Linked DNA regions of Homo sapiens: region 2 is linked to region 1. The links are chromatin contacts, found by Hi-C or POLR2A ChIA-PET in ENCODE. All regions are on one chromosome and are shown on one strand. Each heading gives the region's core, a stretch centred on a gene start or an enhancer-like site at or near the end of the contact. The rest is flanking DNA. Distances are from core to core; before and after follow the strand shown.

The links. A loop is a pair of places that touch in the nucleus more often than their neighbours do. ChIA-PET counts read pairs that join two places held with the same protein, here RNA polymerase II (POLR2A). Pooled maps may share reads with other maps.
Region 2: a map of astrocyte of the cerebellum shows a loop between it and region 1 (5-fold over the local background). The contact joins two enhancer-like sites. A Hi-C loop is called at or near these places in 1 of 168 maps with a recorded cell type or tissue (astrocyte of the cerebellum), 1 of 37 single-sample maps with no recorded cell type and 3 of 50 pooled maps. POLR2A ChIA-PET finds 5 or more read pairs at or near these places in 10 of 52 experiments (AG04450, BJ, GM10248 and 7 more).

Annotation. Positions count from the first base shown.
Region 1 is chr22:29,091,555-29,095,580 of GRCh38, forward strand. KREMEN1 (kringle containing transmembrane protein 1) reads left to right here. Exons shown (of 9, transcript NM_001039570.3): 2 at 2,704-2,866. Among named protein-coding and RNA genes, the nearest start is that of KREMEN1, 21 kb to the left of the region's middle. Within about 2 kb of position 2,281, at least 7 of the 41 ENCODE cell types and tissues checked have a DNase peak (open chromatin) inside an H3K27ac peak, as active enhancers do.
Region 2 is chr22:29,127,392-29,131,417 of GRCh38, forward strand. All of the region lies in intron 5 of KREMEN1 (kringle containing transmembrane protein 1), which reads left to right. Among named protein-coding and RNA genes, the nearest start is that of KREMEN1, 56 kb to the left of the region's middle. RefSeq lists a silencer at 1,609-1,817. Within about 2 kb of position 2,285, at least 4 of the 41 ENCODE cell types and tissues checked have a DNase peak (open chromatin) inside an H3K27ac peak, as active enhancers do.

The DNA.
Region 1 (4,026 bases), core at 1,031-3,530:
GCAATTGGCAAGGGTTGGCTGATGTTCTTAGAATCATCTAGTCTAGTGGTTCTCAAACCTGATTGCTTAACAGAACCACCTGGGCTGCCTTTCAGAAATACAGGTTTCAGGTCCTGCTCTAGCTCTGGGATTGGGATAGAGCTCTGGTGTGTCTGGTGTGGTACATACCACACACATTGTCTCTCTCTCTCTCTTTCTCTCAGATCACATATATTTCTTGTGATAGTAAGTGTTGTGAAGCAAACAAAGGGCAGAAAAATAGGAGTAAAGATGATGAGAAGGGCTTTCTGAGAAGGTAGTGTTCAGTCTGTGATGGGAAGTATTAGGGGAAGAACATTTTGGGCAGGAAATAGCATAGTGTGTTCACAGAATTAAAAGCAGACCAGTGTGGCCGAAGCACAGCGAGTGAGTAAGGGAAGAGCTCTGCTTCATGGGAGGAAGGGGCTGAGGCTGCATCACAGAGGCCTTGCAGACACCGAGGAAGAGTCTGAGTTTTGTTTTGAGTGCCATCATTCTTTTAAGAACTATGGAGAATGGATTGTGAGAGAACAGAAGTGGAAGCTGTGAGACCCAAACTGTTCTCTGATGATAAAGGGGACTATACTGGTGGCATCAAAGATGGAGAGAAGGCAGTTTCAGGGTGTATGTTTTAGGGAAGTCAACAGGACTTGCTGACGAATCGGAAGTGGAGTGAGGGAGAGAATGGGAGAAGCAAGAATGATGCTGAGGAGGGTCCATTAGAGGCAGTATAGGGTGTGGTCGAGTGCCCAGCTCCCTTATCTGTAAAATGGGGTACTAAGGTACCTCTCTGGGTTGGTGGCAAGTTGACATTTGTGAAGCACTTAGACAGAGTTTGGCACATGGTAAAACACTGTGTAAATATTAGAAGTGATTTGGATGATGTTTATTCATCCAAGGTCGCACAGCTGGTCAGCAGCAGGTCCAGGACAAGAAGCCAAGGCTTAGTCTCTTGGTTTAGTGCATTTTATGCGACACTGAACTGCCTCCTTCAATTTATGCCTCCTTTGAACTTATTTGTGCAGACTCTTGGTAGAGGGGTTTGGTCCTTATGGTACACGAAGAGTTGCACTTATCATAACACATGAGCATTGCACCAAACATGATAAATTGTTAGGGTTGGTGGGGTGTGGTGGCTGACACCTATAATCCCAGCACTCTGGGAGGCCCAGGTGGGTGGATCACTTGAGGTTGGGAGTTTGAGACCAGCCTGGCCAACATGGTGAAACCCTGTATCTACTAAAAATACAAAATTAGCTGGGCATGGTGGTGGGTGCCTGTAATCCCAGTTACTAGGGAGGCCGAGGCAGGAGAATCGCTTGAACCTGGGAGGCGGAGGTTGTGGTGAGCCAAGATTGCAACACTGCACTCCAGCCTGGGCAACAGAGTGAGACTCCATTCAAAAAATAAAAATAATAAAAAATAAATTCCTAGGGTTTCTTGCATAGGTGGACATTCAGATTATTTTGGCTATCCATAAAATGGTGCCATTCCAGACAAAACACAGGGCCTGGATGGTCAGAGGAAGGAGGTGCTGGAAGAGAGATGTTCTGTGGATAGTTTGAAGTATTAAAAGAAATATCTGCCAGAATGTGTTCATGTTGTTCACACGCTTAGACTGGAGTAGGCACATGGATGACAACAGGAGATGGCATTAAGAGTCCTTAATACTGGAAGTTATAGGTCAGTGCATGCCAGGAGAAGGAAAGAAATGCAGCTAAGAATGCTAGTGTAACTCCCCCAGGTTGTCAGTTTTCTAATGATATATCTTAAAGAAGTGTTTGAAGTGCTTCTGTCAGTTTCAACTAAGCTAATTTTAAAAAATTGTTCTTTGTACTGTGCCTGTCTCATGAACCTCTTCGAGTTTAATGCATGCAATATGTGGGTGAAAATCCTATCAGCCTCAGTCCCCATCCCCCAAAGTCTGAGAAGCAGATTTTAGAAACACATTGTTGCACCTGTGAGGATTTGTCATTTTATTAAATTGGACCTGAGACCATTTTCAATGTGCCTCATCAAAAGAATTTCAGAAAGAGGTGAGAGAAAATGCCAGCCCGGCCCTTCCTCCCTCATGTTGACTGTCTGTTTTGTTCCACCTCTATCTCAAACAGCATGGGGAGGACTGTTCTTCATTACCAGGGAATGTGAGTCATTCCCAGATTTGTGTGATTGGGATTCCAAAGCATTGCTGTATCCGATGATCTTATTAAATCCAAGTGTCAGTGCAGCCTTTCAGACTGTAGGGAAGAGCTCAGTTACAGCTGGTGACCTGGTTCCAGTTACCACACAGAGCCACTGGCGAGAGCAGTGACCCCCTCAGAGTATCCAGAATTCCACATGGATGGCTGTTACCAACTGTTCCCAGATTTAGGGGTTTCCTGGTTCACTTCATGGGCTTCAGTACACTTCAGCTCCCTGTTTATTTCCTAGTTGGGATCTGTATACTTTAGGGGAAAATGTTCTAGTGTCTGTAGACAAGCTAGTGCCAAGATTAGCCTAGCTTTTTGAGGGTACCTTGTTTCAGATTTATTCAGCCCCAGAAGTGTTAACTGCACTGTGTCCAGGATCTAGCAAGACACTATCCATTTCCAGCTTGGTCCAAACAAAACAAAACATCAACCAAAGAGGGAGGAAACCATGAATGTTGCCAGAAAATTAGTTTGCTCTGTCTTTTTTTTCTTCTAGAGTGTTTCACAGCCAATGGTGCGGATTATAGGGGAACACAGAACTGGACAGCACTACAAGGCGGGAAGCCATGTCTGTTTTGGAACGAGACTTTCCAGCATCCATACAACACTCTGAAATACCCCAACGGGGAGGGGGGCCTGGGTGAGCACAACTATTGCAGGTAAGATGGGGCCACTCAGTACTTTAAAAAGATAGATATATATCTAGTCTCTTCTTCCAACCCCTTTCATCCCAGCTCACAACTAGGGGAAGTCTTTTGACCAACTCAAGAGACTTATCTTGTCAGTTTTAAAAATATTTCTTTCACACCTTACACACACACACACACACACACACACACACACACACACACACAATTTACCACTCTTTTTTTTTTTTTTTGAGACGGCGTCTCGCTCTGTCGCCCAGGCTGGAGTGCAGTGGCGCGATCTCGGCTCACTGCAAGCTCCGCCTCCCGGGTTCACGCCATTCTCCTGCCTCAGCCTCCCGAGTAGCTGGGACTACAGGCGCCCGCCAACACGCCCGGCTAATTTTTCGTGTTTTTAGTAGAGACAGGGTTTCAACCGTGTTAGCCAGGATGGTCTCGATCTCCTGACCTTGTGATCCGCCCGCCTCAGCCTCCCAAAGTGCTGGGGTTACAGGCGTGAGCCACCGCGCCCGGCCAATTTACCACTCTTTTCAACATGGGTTGTTTTAATGCTGGCTTTGAAAGCTCTGCTTTTCTGTCTGATCACTTCCTTGTCTCTTTGGGAGGGTTTTCTTAGTTAGCCCTACCACCAGTGGACAATACACAGTTAGCAGAGCAGCCTACACTACCGAGAATGTCGTGGTCAGACAGCACCATGTGTGACCCAAATCTCCCTCTGCTTCTGAGCAAAGGAAGCTGCCTACATTGTTGTGCCTCCGGCCAGCCCAGGATAACCTTGCTCTGGGAACAGCTGTATCCATCAGATGTGTGCCATTTACTTCCTTTTAGTCGACTAAGGTGTTTCTTTGCTTTTCACCTCCCGTCTGACTCTAGCAGGGGATCTTAACCTGACATCTATGGTGCTTCAAAAGTGATTCACAATTTCCTGGGGATGATCCATAGCTTTGATCAGCTTCTCAAAGTTATCTGTGATTGAAAACAAGTTCAGGATCACTGGTATGTAGGGTCCAGAACAAAGACTGTAAGCACTTTTGGTTATACATTTGTGCTGCTTATGCCCAAGATCCTGGTAATGAGACTTATGGTTCAGCAATGCATTGAATTTAATTATTATTAGTACAGGTGCAAAGGCAGCCTCTTGAGCTACTGGGACAGGGAAAAATGATTGTTGA
Region 2 (4,026 bases), core at 1,035-3,534, 36 kb after region 1:
GAGAAATTGGAACCCTCATACATTGCTGGTGGGAATGTAAAATGGTGCAGCTGCTTTGGAAAACAGTCTGGCCAGCCTGGCCAACATGGTGAAACCCCATCTCTACTAAAAATACAAAAATTAGCTGGTTGTGGTGGCACACGTGCCTGTAATCCCAGCTACTCGGGAGGCTGAGGCACAAGAATCACTTGAACCCAGGAGGTGGAGGTTGCAGTGAGCTGAGATAGCGCTCTGCCTGGCGACAGAGCGAGACTCCATCTCAAAAAAAAAAAGTAAACAGTCTGGCATTTCCTCAAAACGTGAACAGAGAGTAACTGTATGACCCAGCAATTCCATTCTTAGGTATATACCTGAGAGAACTGAAAACATGTTTCCACAAAAAACATACATACCAATGTTCCTAGCAACATTATTCATAATAGCCAAAAAGCGGCAGCAAACCAAATGTCTATCAGCTGATGAATGGATAAACAAAGTGGATATCCATATGATGGAATATTATTCAACCATAAAAATAAATAAAGTACTGAGGCATGCTACAACATGGATGAACCTTGAAACCATTATTCTAAATGAAAGAACCAGATGCAAAGGGCTACATATTTTATGATCTCATTTATATGAAATGTCCAGAATAGGCAAAGCCACACAAATGGAAGCCAGATTCCGGGTTGCCAAGGGCTGGGGGAAGGGGAAGAATATGGAGTGACTGCTTAATAGGTACGGATTTTCTTTTTAGGGTGATAAAAATGTTCTGGAATTAGGGATGATGATTGTATAACATTGTGGATATACTGAATACCACTGATTCATATATAGATAGTCCCCAACTTAGGACAGTCAACTTATGATTTTTCAACTTTGCAGTAGGTTTATCAGGGTATTAAATGCATATTTCACTTTGATATTTTCAATTTACAATGAGTTTATCAGGACATAACCCCATTATAAGTCAAGGAACATCTGTACTTTAAAATGGTTAAAATGGTGGATTTTAGATCAAGAAGAAATAGAATGTAGTTTTTATAAGACAGTCTTTGAATTAGTACATTTTTATTGGGCATCTGCTGTGTGGTAGATAAAAGTATGTTTTCTTTAGTATAGTGCCTTTACTGGAGGTGTCAAGCAGAAATAATCTGGATTAAATTGTAAATGCAGCACTATGGAAATAGTCTCTAAAGTGCACACCAAGTAGCATCTTTGGTACTACTAGGAAAGAGTACTGGCCCTCACATAAAGGTGCACTGAAGTGAATTAATTATAACAACAATTATTGCTATTTACTGAGTGCTTGTCATGTGCTAGACTTGATGCCAAGTGCTTTTGTGAATTTTATGTTATTTAATCCTTGTAGCAATCCTGTTGATAAGAAAACTGTGGATCAAAAGATGAAGTAATTTGTCTATGCTAGTAAGTGCCAGAGCCAGGATTCAAACCCTGGTTTGCCACATTTGAAATTTTTCTATTTTCAGCAGCTAGAATCCCTTTTATTAACAATAGTAAAAATAGATCATAATAACGGATCCAGTTTTATGCTTTAAAGTTATATGAACAAAGTATGCCCAGTTCTGATTATTCCCACATTGGCCCCTTGTGCAGCTCTCCAGAAGCTGCCCTTCCTGGCTTGCATTTGCTCAAGGACTAAGAAGGCTGGCATTCTGAGAGGCTGCTCACGCCATCCTCCAGAGGCCCAGATGCCTGTGGTCTACAGGACCCCTGACAGCAGCCAGTTCTGTAACTCACACCCCATTGCTCTGCTGAGAAAGGTACAAAATGCAGCACTGTATAAATAATCTCTAAAGGTGCATCTAGAGGCCGGCACAGGGGTGCACACCTGTAATTCTAGGCTGGAGGCTGAGGCAGGAGAATCGCTTCAACCCGGGAGGTGGAGGTTGCAGTGAGCCGAGATCACACCACTGTACTCCAGCCTGGGCGACAGAGTGAGACTCCATCTAAAAAAAAAAAGGTCCATCTAGTAGAGAGTAAAATAGTTTGAACAGCTCAAGTACCGCCTCATGGAAATCCTTATGACTCATTGAACAAGGCTGAGCACTTTGGAAATGGTGACCACAGACTGTCCCATGATTTAGGAGGGTGAAGATGTCTCCCTAAAGATATTGGAGAAGTTAGATGGTGAGAAACGACCAGGTTACAGTCTGTCTCCCAGAACATGAGGCCCTGCTACCAGTGTGGCTCGCATGTGGGTCTCAGTCAGAGTGTCAGCGACATCTTCCTGTCCTCTGCTGATTAGAGGAACACCCAGGCTCCTCTGCAGTAGAAGTACTCAGGCTGTGTTTGCTCTTTGGCAGACAGACGACGGGGCTAGTGGGGGTGGAGGGTGAGGGGCAGCTGGCAGAAGCTGTCTGCTCAGTCATCACTGCCACATCAAGTAATTTGTCACAGACTCTCTGGCTGATTTTTCAGCAAGCTCATGGACTTGGAGAGGTCACAGAGGTGAGCTGTGTACTGTGGGCAAGCACAACACTGACGGGGGCTTCATAGCCTCTGCTACCCCTAGGGATTATAATTTATTGAATTAACATAACCAAACAGAAGAACATGTAGGCCAGAGTCAACAGTGGGTTACAGGAACTACCCAGGCTAGCCTGTTGGGACTCCCTTGGCTTCTAGGCCCTGAAGGGAGGGGTCAGTCATCTGGATTGGACCTTATTTTGTAGCATTAGTTGAACATTTATCATTGACAGGAGCCTGTGCTATTCACTTTACATGCGTTGTCTCCCTTAATTCTCACAGTACTGTGAAGCAGGTACTGTTATGCTTATTTTACAGATGAGAAAACTGAGGCTCATAAAAGTTCAGTAATCTGCCCAAGGTCCCACAGATAAAGATCCTGCCTTCATGGAACCTTTATTTTAGTGGGAAGGGAAGAGATTAATTGTGAAAGTGATTGGTCTAAGGATGGGTAGGATCTGGCTCCTGGGACTGTGTTAGCAATTGCATTTCATAGACTCTAAGATGCCTCAATTCTGAGGTGCAACATTATTTTATACACCATTAAGGGAAAAAGTATTTCCAGTTTAACAATGACATGCATTGACTAAAAGATACATCCCAGTTTAAAAGATTAAAGTGTATCCCTTAGAGTTGATGAAATATGGTACCAGCCTTCTTTCTTGGGTGCCAAGAAAGAGTAGAATCTTTCCATCCTGAGTGGAATCTGATTCATGGCTGGGACCCATTTGGCTAAGGTTTGTTTCCTGAGACATGCCCATTATCATTCCTGTCTAGAAGTGGAGCACTCAGCTGGGGTTCCGGGAAGCTGCCTGTCATGACTAGTGCCTGAGGCTTCTTCCCAAAGAAATGGACTCAGCTAGTATCGAGAAGGAGCAGGAAGATTGAAGAGAATCACAGAAGGCAGGAGGACACCGGCCCCCTGCCATGGAGGGCTTGCCCAGGTCTATCCTGGGCCCTCCACTCACCCAGATTGTATATGTCGGGCTAATCTCTCCTTCAAAAAATAAGGTCTTGACTACTATATTTCAAGTTTCCTGTTGGATTATCACTGAATTTTAATAATCCATCATAAAGATCATCTGTTCTCAAAACTGCTGAATTAAATATGCTGTCAGCATGGAATCCAAAGTTTTAGGTTTAAGGTCTGCCCTTGCTATTGAAAAATACCAGTTTCAGTTGGATACTTTATTCTTTTCAAATAATGGTAAAAATAGAATACCCAACACTTACTGAGCTTATACTGTGTGTCACATCTTACACAGAACACTTCATAAGCATTGCTCCTGCTAATTCTCATGACCCCACGAGAGAGAAACTATTACCATTTTCATTTTATAGATGAATAAACTGAGATATACAGAGGTTTAGTAACCTGCTCAAATTCATAGTTAGTACATGGTGAAGTCAGGATTAGAACCCAGGAAGTCTTTCTCCAAAGCTTGATTTTTTCTTAAATTAGGTTCTAATTTTAGGTATAATGTACATACAGTAAAAATCACCCTTTCAGTTGTATACTTCAGTGGGATTTGACAAATATATAAGCAATCGAGA